3 separate regions of the Homo sapiens genome follow, and all the other regions are linked to region 2. Evidence: chromatin loops called from intact Hi-C (ENCODE). Cell type or tissue: B cell. All regions are shown on one strand. Region 1 overlaps RELA (RELA proto-oncogene, NF-kB subunit). Region 2 holds the start of ZNRD2 (zinc ribbon domain containing 2). Region 3 overlaps FRMD8 (FERM domain containing 8).

What was found. Peaks named below come from ENCODE experiments on the same cell type or tissue, not always from the same donor. Only the 100,000 strongest peaks of a DNase experiment are listed, where the experiment ranks them.
Region 1: a loop joins it to region 2, with 12 times the contacts of the local background. A loop is called at or near these places in 19 of 110 quality-filtered maps.
Region 3: a loop joins it to region 2, with 17 times the contacts of the local background. A loop is called at or near these places in 9 of 110 quality-filtered maps.

The regions. Positions count from the first base shown.
Region 1 is chr11:65,651,855-65,654,354 of GRCh38, reverse strand. RELA (RELA proto-oncogene, NF-kB subunit) reads left to right here. Exons shown (of 11, transcript NM_021975.4): 11 at 1-754. Among named protein-coding and RNA genes, the nearest start is that of MIR4489, 3.9 kb to the right of the region's middle. RefSeq lists enhancers at 1-274, 1,015-1,064, 1,075-1,554 and a silencer at 1,615-1,854. In B cell, no CTCF peak of the experiment used is centred here; DNase peaks (open chromatin) are centred at 24 and 1,514; H3K4me3 peaks cover 1,641 bases; H3K27ac peaks cover 2,500 bases.
Region 2 is chr11:65,568,659-65,571,158 of GRCh38, reverse strand. ZNRD2 (zinc ribbon domain containing 2) reads right to left here and starts at 682. Exons shown (of 4, transcript NM_006396.3): 1 at 649-682; 2 at 404-555; 3 at 189-273. The coding sequence starts at 667. It overlaps ZNRD2-DT (ZNRD2 divergent transcript), which reads left to right and starts at 746. Exons shown (of 1, transcript NR_038923.1): 1 at 746-1,939. RefSeq lists enhancers at 365-594, 605-1,324. In B cell, a CTCF peak has its summit at 966 (motif pointing right); a DNase peak (open chromatin) is centred at 988; H3K4me3 peaks cover 2,300 bases; H3K27ac peaks cover 2,500 bases.
Region 3 is chr11:65,406,582-65,409,081 of GRCh38, reverse strand. The region is part of intron 10 of FRMD8 (FERM domain containing 8); the gene reads right to left. Among named protein-coding and RNA genes, the nearest start is that of NEAT1, 15 kb to the left of the region's middle. In B cell, no CTCF peak of the experiment used is centred here; DNase peaks (open chromatin) are centred at 1,131 and 1,367; H3K4me3 peaks cover 736 bases; H3K27ac peaks cover 429 bases.

The DNA.
Region 1 (2,500 bases), 83 kb before region 2:
GAGCACTGGGTTGCAGGGGATTGAAGCCCTCCAAAAGCACTTACGGATTCTGGTGGGGTGTGTTCCAACTGCCCCCAACTTTGTGGATGTCTTCCTTGGAGGGGGGAGCCATATTTTATTCTTTTATTGTCAGTATCTGTATCTCTCTCTCTTTTTGGAGGTGCTTAAGCAGAAGCATTAACTTCTCTGGAAAGGGGGGAGCTGGGGAAACTCAAACTTTTCCCCTGTCCTGATGGTCAGCTCCCTTCTCTGTAGGGAACTCTGGGGTCCCCCATCCCCATCCTCCAGCTTCTGGTACTCTCCTAGAGACAGAAGCAGGCTGGAGGTAAGGCCTTTGAGCCCACAAAGCCTTATCAAGTGTCTTCCATCATGGATTCATTACAGCTTAATCAAAATAACGCCCCAGATACCAGCCCCTGTATGGCACTGGCATTGTCCCTGTGCCTAACACCAGCGTTTGAGGGGCTGGCCTTCCTGCCCTACAGAGGTCTCTGCCGGCTCTTTCCTTGCTCAACCATGGCTGAAGGAAACCAGTGCAACAGCACTGGCTCTCTCCAGGATCCAGAAGGGGTTTGGTCTGGGACTTCCTTGCTCTCCCTCTTCTCAAGTGCCTTAATAGTAGGGTAAGTTGTTAAGAGTGGGGGAGAGCAGGCTGGCAGCTCTCCAGTCAGGAGGCATAGTTTTTACTGAACAATCAAAGCACTTGGACTCTTGCTCTTTCTACTCTGAACTAATAAATCTGTTGCCAAGCTGGCTAGAGATCCGCTTTTTTTCAGCAAACACTGAGCACACATTTTGCTAGTCACATCAGGCCAGACATTGGTGGTAGAGAGCTGGGTGAATGCGTGCACTGTCCTCTGAGAGCTTGCAGTCTGAGAATGCCCTTGGAAACCCCGAGTTACCGTCCAGTGGATGAAAACGGGCAGCTAAGGCAAGAGTCCTAGCACACTGAGAGCCTAGTAGAGCCCGCTGGCTGTGGGGATGGAGCAGTTTCAGGAGTCTTCCAAGAGGCCCCATTAGCTCCAGGTCTTAGATCAGCTGAGAGTGGATGTCAAAGAGGGACTAGCCAGCGTCAGAGGTAAGAGAAACGATGTTCGAAAGATGTGATGGGGCCAAATTCCTTGGGTGGCCCAGGGAGTGTGTGCTTCTCTTGGGGAATGTGTGGTGCCAGGTAAAGATCTACCCGGCCCACCGATGCTTTGATACTCTGTTCTGGGAGGAACGGTGAAATCTTCAATCCACAGCCTCAGGAAGCCAAAACAAAGGCCCAGCCGCAGCCCACAAGGGCTACAGCTGGACGTACTTCCGCTTTGCCCCAGCGCAAGCGCAGCAGCAAAAAGCGCTGGCCGGCGTGGGCCCCCTTCTCGACTGCGCAGGCGCACAAGGAGCCCGCAGCAACCGGAGGCCGGGTCCAGCGTCTGGGGAAAATCCCCGCCGAGGCCGATGGCGTCTTCGTTTGGGCTTCGCACCGTCGCGGGAGGACAATAGCAGGGGAAAAGGAGTTATCGTCAGCGGGACGCGTCCCAAAATTCAGCGAGTCTCCTAGGAACAGAAAAGGCCCTGGGTGCAGGCTCCGACGGGCGGCGCCGGCGAGACGGCAGGCCAATTCCGTCGAGGAAGTGGCGTTTTCCACGGGGCTCCGGCTCCGGGGGGGCGGCCAGGGGCGGGGCTTGGAGCGAGGGCGGGCCTCGGCGGAACTCCCACGCGAGGGGCGGAGCCCGGGCTCGCGGTGGCCAGGTCAGGACCCGGGCGAAGCTGCCGGGGAGCGCCTGGGAGGCGGGGTCGGGGAGGAAGCGGGCGGGGTGAGAAGGCTCCTAACGCTGAGGAAGCCGACGGCTGAGCTGCGCAGGGACCCCGACCGGAGGTCCGCGACCCGAGGCCCAGAGGGAAACCAGGGAGCCAAGGCCCTGCAGCCCAGGCTGCGCCTCCCTCCTCTTGGCTTTCTCGGTCCCGCGACCTCCCGTGACCCACGAAGACCTCTCCTGGTTCTTCTCTCATTCGTGAATGACCCCATCATGCTCATGGCTCAGCAGCTCCAAGTCCTCGTATCCAACCCAGATCTCTCTCCCCTGCGCACCAGCCCCTGGACATCTCCACTCTGACGTCCTCGGGCCTCTCAAACTCATCCTGTTCCAAATGACCTCAGCCATCCCCAGCCTGCCTCTCCTTTTCCCTGTCAGCCCTGGCCCTGCCACCTTCCAAGGGCTCCAGCCGGAAACCTGGCCACTACCGTAGATGCCGCCTCTTCCCTTAGTAACTTGCGTCCAGTCCTTCCACGAGGTCCTGGAAAATCTGCCCACTTCTCCCCACTGTCACTGCTATCACTGAGTTTAAGTCACCACTAGACCTCCCACTGGACTGCGGCTACAGCCGCCTCCCTGCAGCCAAAGAGCTCTGACATCCAGATCTCACCCCATCAATCTCCCTTCAAACATCAACCACAAGACCAGATCCGAGTTTTCTGCAGACACACCCTCAGTGACCACAGCCTTCCACACTA
Region 2 (2,500 bases):
TGCTTGGTGCTCTTATTGAGTTAAGGGTCCTCTTTAGAGCCTAAAGGAGAAATAATTTTACTTCTACCCCACCCAGAGACTCCACTGTCACCTCTCAGCCCTACTGTTCTCGGGCCTCTATCACCACTTAACCACGCTTCCCCCCTAAGCATATCCGGCCCCTCTCCCGGATTATTTTTTACTCTTACCGGGATTATCTTTATCCACGTCTGAGTCGAGTTCCTGACAAGCCACGCAGTAGATTTTCCGCTGTTTGTCTTGGAGGAGGATCGTCTACGGACCAAAAAGCACACGGGGCCGGAATGAGACGCCGGCAATGGGGTCCAGAGGGGAGGGCCGGGGAAGGGCTGAGTGGCCTGGCCCGCGGACCCATCCCCGGTCACTCGCCCGAGTCTCGCCTCACCCCGCAGTCCGCACACGTCTCGCCCAGCATGCGGTAACCGCGCAGCAGATAGTCGCCCATGAGCCGGGAGATGCGATCTTGCCGCTCCCGTCGCGCCTGCAGCACCTTCGTCTCCGCCTCAGTCGGGGGCTCCCAGGAGAAGTCGTCGACTTCTGGGGAAGAGAGGCATAGGGACTGGGGGTCTTGCCGGAGTGGGCTGCCTCCCGTACCTCACAGCCACAAACCCCTGCCGCCCAGGTCCTCACCAGCTCCGTTCAGGGCCATGTTGCCGTTGTCACCGCCGGGCTCACAGGAAGTGACGTCAAAGCGGAGCGCCCTCCGCTGCGGCTCCGCCCGTTCCATAGCTGCCGCGGATCAGGGCGGACGTGACGCCTTAGCGTGGTCCTCAGACCTCGCTGTGCCCGGGGTGGGGCGTGTCGGCTGCTACCGAGAACCTGCTCGGGGGACGCGTCCGTCAACCGGAATCCAGGGGACAGAAGCTTCCGACGCGCGAGGCCTCGGGAGGAGCGTCTCCTTGGTAACTCTCCTCCGGTCGCAAGACCTGGAAGTGGCCTCAGGGGGTCGCCCTTCCTGTCCGTCGTGGATGAAGGGGACCACTTGGCTTCAGAAATCCCCGCTGGCCTCCGCCTCCCCTGGGGTTTCCCTTTCGGCGCAGGCGGGGCAGCGGCGTCATCACAACCATCGCCACCCCAGTAATCACAGCGAGCGGCCCTTTGCGCACGCGTGGAGCCTTCTCAGGCCTCAGTACTTCTCACTTCGCCCGGCAAGGCTGGCCAGGAGGGGTGCATTCTCCCTTTCCGCGTATTTCAAGACCACTCCCCTTCTGCATGCTCGGTGTCCCAGTCTGTCTCCTCGCTGCCTCCCGAGGCCTGGAACTGAAGCAAAGTTCGCCCCGAAGCCGACCGTTCTTTGAAGTTGAAATCCTCAAAAAGCCTGCAGACTGAATAGCGCTGTACTGGGCACGCGCATTGCGCTTCCAGCCGCCCTTGGGTGCTGCGTGCTGGGCCGGGTCGGGTTGGGGCCTTCCTACATACTCTTGCGACCATTAGGCTCTTCTTGGGTGAGTTGCAAGTTAAAATTACCAGGGCTCTCTGAACATGGACCTTGGTGCTTTTTTTCTCTCTCCCTCTTCCGTGTTCTTTTTCAAACGCATCTTCTCCCTTATTAGATTCAGAGAAGCCAGACAGGGCAGGCAGGGGTCCTCAGATGTGCAGTCTGCAGGGCCTGAGGTTGTACACCAGGGCAGTGGAAAAGCAGCTAGGACTTGGACTTTCACAGTTACATCGACATTCTCCTCTTCCGGATGGCACATGCCCCCTCAATCTGACCTGAAGTCCCTTCCTCCTGGCCCCCTCTTCCTTCCACGTAGAACCCCTGGAACTGTCATTCTTGCTGCCTCCTGCTTACGTGGAGAGCCCTGTGTCCCTTTCACATCTCCATCTACCAGTCAGGCTCTTGGGCAGCAGCGTACCTGACTTAGGGCCTGTACCACAAGTCGTTTCTATCAGGCTGAATAGAGCCACCGTTTTTTGTGTGTTTGTTTGGTTTGGTTTGTATTTTTTGTAGAGATGGGGTTTCGTCATGTTGCCCAGGCTGGTCTCCAACTCCTGGACTCAAGTGATCCTCACACCTCAGCCTCCCAAAGTGCTGGGATTACAGCGAAGAGCCACAGCACCTAGCCTGAGGCTGACTAGAGGAACTGTCTCTGAACCATCTCTTGGACTCCAGCCTGTATGCACAGACCCCCAGGTTATTACCGTCTCCAGCTCCCAGCCCTACCCTGAATTCCTCAGTGCGCCGACTATGTCACCATCATGGCCAATATCCACTCAACTGTCTATTCTGCCTCGCACCTACAAAGAGCCTTACATGAGTCCTCTCACTTAATCTCTCCAATTTACTCCTCATGACAACCTTACATATCCCCACATAAGCAGGAAACTGAATAATTATTTTAAAATACAGTGTCGTTCTTGTACTAAAAACCATCTGGCTGCCCGATACTGTGGCTCACGCCTGTAACCCCAGCACATTGGGAGGCCGAGGCGGGCAGATGTCTTGAGATCAGGAGTTCAAGACCAGCCTGGCCAACATAGT
Region 3 (2,500 bases), 160 kb after region 2:
ATTGTGTTCAAACACCAGCCCAGACAAGTTCCCTTTGGCTCGGAATGATTACACCCATTGTGGGTGAGGGCATGGGAGGCAGACACCATCTTCTCTGCTGGGGAGGGTACACCTGGGCACAACTTCTCTGGAAGGTGGCAGGTATGAAAAGCCTCTTCAAAATCAGCATATCGGCCAGGCACGGTGCTCACATCTGTAATCCCAGCACTTTGGGAGGCTGAGGTGGGAGGATCATTTGATCCCAGGAGTTTTGAGACCAGCCTGGGCAACATAGTGAGACGCTGCCTTGACAAAGAATTTAAAAATTAGCCAGGAGTGGTGGCTCATGACCTTAGTCCCACCTACTCAGGAGACTGCAGAAGGACTGCTTGAGCACGGGAGGTTGAGGCTGCAGTGAGCCTTGACTAGGCCATTGCACTCCAGTCTAGGCACTAGAGTGAAATCCTATTTAAAAAAAAAAATCTGCACACTTTTACATTAGCAAGGCCATTTCTAGGAAAGTATCCTGAGGAAACATTTCAGATTCTAAGGAAGGACTTTCCTGTAGGTGTGCTGTTTAGAAGAGCTGAACGCTGAAAACTGTAATGCCCACAAGCAGAGGACTGGGTCAAAATGAGCGTGCTAAAACCATGCCAAGGAATGCCACACAGTGGTCCAAATTACATTGTAGAAAAAGTTTGCTTTTTCTGATTATAAAACTTATTCTAGGGCTGGGCGCGGTGGCTCACGACTGTAATCCCAGCACTTTGGGAGGCCAAGGCGGGCGGATCACCTGAGGTCGGGAGTTGGAGACCAGCCTGACCAACATGGAGAAACTCCGTCTCTACTAAAAATACAAAATTAGCTGGGCGTGGTGGTGCAAGCCTGTAATCCCAGATACTTGGGAGCCTGAGGCAGGAGAATCGCTTGAACCCGGGAGGTGGAGGTTGCGGTGAGCCGATATCGCACCATTTCACTCCAGCCTGGGCAACAAGAGTGAAACTCCGTCTCCAAAAAAAAAAAAAAGAAAAAACAATTATTCTAAAAATTACAAGACTATAAAAATGACATGTTCATTGTAACAGATTTACGTGCTCCAAGAAGTACAAAGAAAAAGTCAAAGCTACAGCCGCTGACGGCCACAGCTGGGCCCGCCCTCCTCATGCGCATGGCTGCACACATGCTGTCCTGTTACTCATTTCCTTTTTTTTTTTTTTTTGAGACAGAGTCTCGCTCTGTCGCCCAGGCTGGAGTGCAGTGGCGCGATCTCCGCTCACTGCAAGCTCCGCCTCCCAGGTTCACGCCATTCTCCCGAGTAGCTGGGACTACAGGCACCCACCACCACGTCTGGCTAATTTTTTTTCTTTTTGTATTTTTAGTAGAGACAGGGTTTCACCTGTTAGCCAGGATGGTCTCGATCTCCTGACCTCGTGATCTGCCCACCTTGGCCTCCCAAAGTGCTGGGATTACAGGCGTGAGCCACCACGCCTGGCCATTTCTTTTTACTGAATATTATTTTGTGAACATCTTGCCATGTAAAATGTAGATCTCTGGCCGGGTGCGGTGGCTCACACTGTAATCCCAGCACTTTGGTAGTCCAAGGTGAGCAGATCACTTGAGGTCAGGAGTTTGAGACCAGCCTGGCCAACATGGCGAAACCCCGTCTCTACTAAATATACAAAACTTAGTTGGGCGTGGTAGCTCACCCCTGTAATCCCAGCTACTAGGGAGGCTGAGGCAGGAGAATCGCTTGAACCCAGGGTGCGGAGGTTGCAGTGAGCCAAGATCACACCATTGCACTCCAGCCTGGGTGACAGAGCGAGACTCTGTCTCTAAATAAATAAATAAATAAATAAATAAATAAATAAATAAATGTAGATCTTTGTTACTGCATTAAAAAACTTTTTATCATGGAATAATTCTAGATTTCTAGGAAAGCTGTAAAGGTGTAGAGAGTTCCAGAATACCGCCACAACTTCTCCCGATGACAGCATGTTCTGTCACCACATCAGAGCTAAGGAATGAACACTGACACAGTATCTGTTAACTAAAATTCTTTTGGACTTCAATAGTTTTTCCACAAATGTCCTCTCTTCCAGGATCTGACACAAGATGCATTTAGGGTATTCCTTTTTATTATTTATTTATTTATTTATTTATTTGAGACGGAGTTTCGTTCTTGTTGCCCAGGCTGGAGTGCAGTGGCGTGATTTTGGCTCACTGCAACCTCCACCTCCTGGGTACAAGCGATTCTCCTGCTTTCAGCCTCCCAAGTAGCTGGGACTACAGGCGACCACCACCACATCCAGCTAATTTTGTATTTTTAGTAGAGAAGAGTTTTCTCCATGTTGGTCAGACTGGTCTCGAACTCCCGACCTCAGGTGATCCACCCGCCTTGGTCTCCCAATGTGCTAGGATTACAGGCGTGAGCCACTGCGCCCGGCCAGGGTATTCCTTTTTAAAAACAGGGTCTCGGGCTTGGTGTGATGTTTCACGCCTGTAATCCCAGCACTTTGGGAGG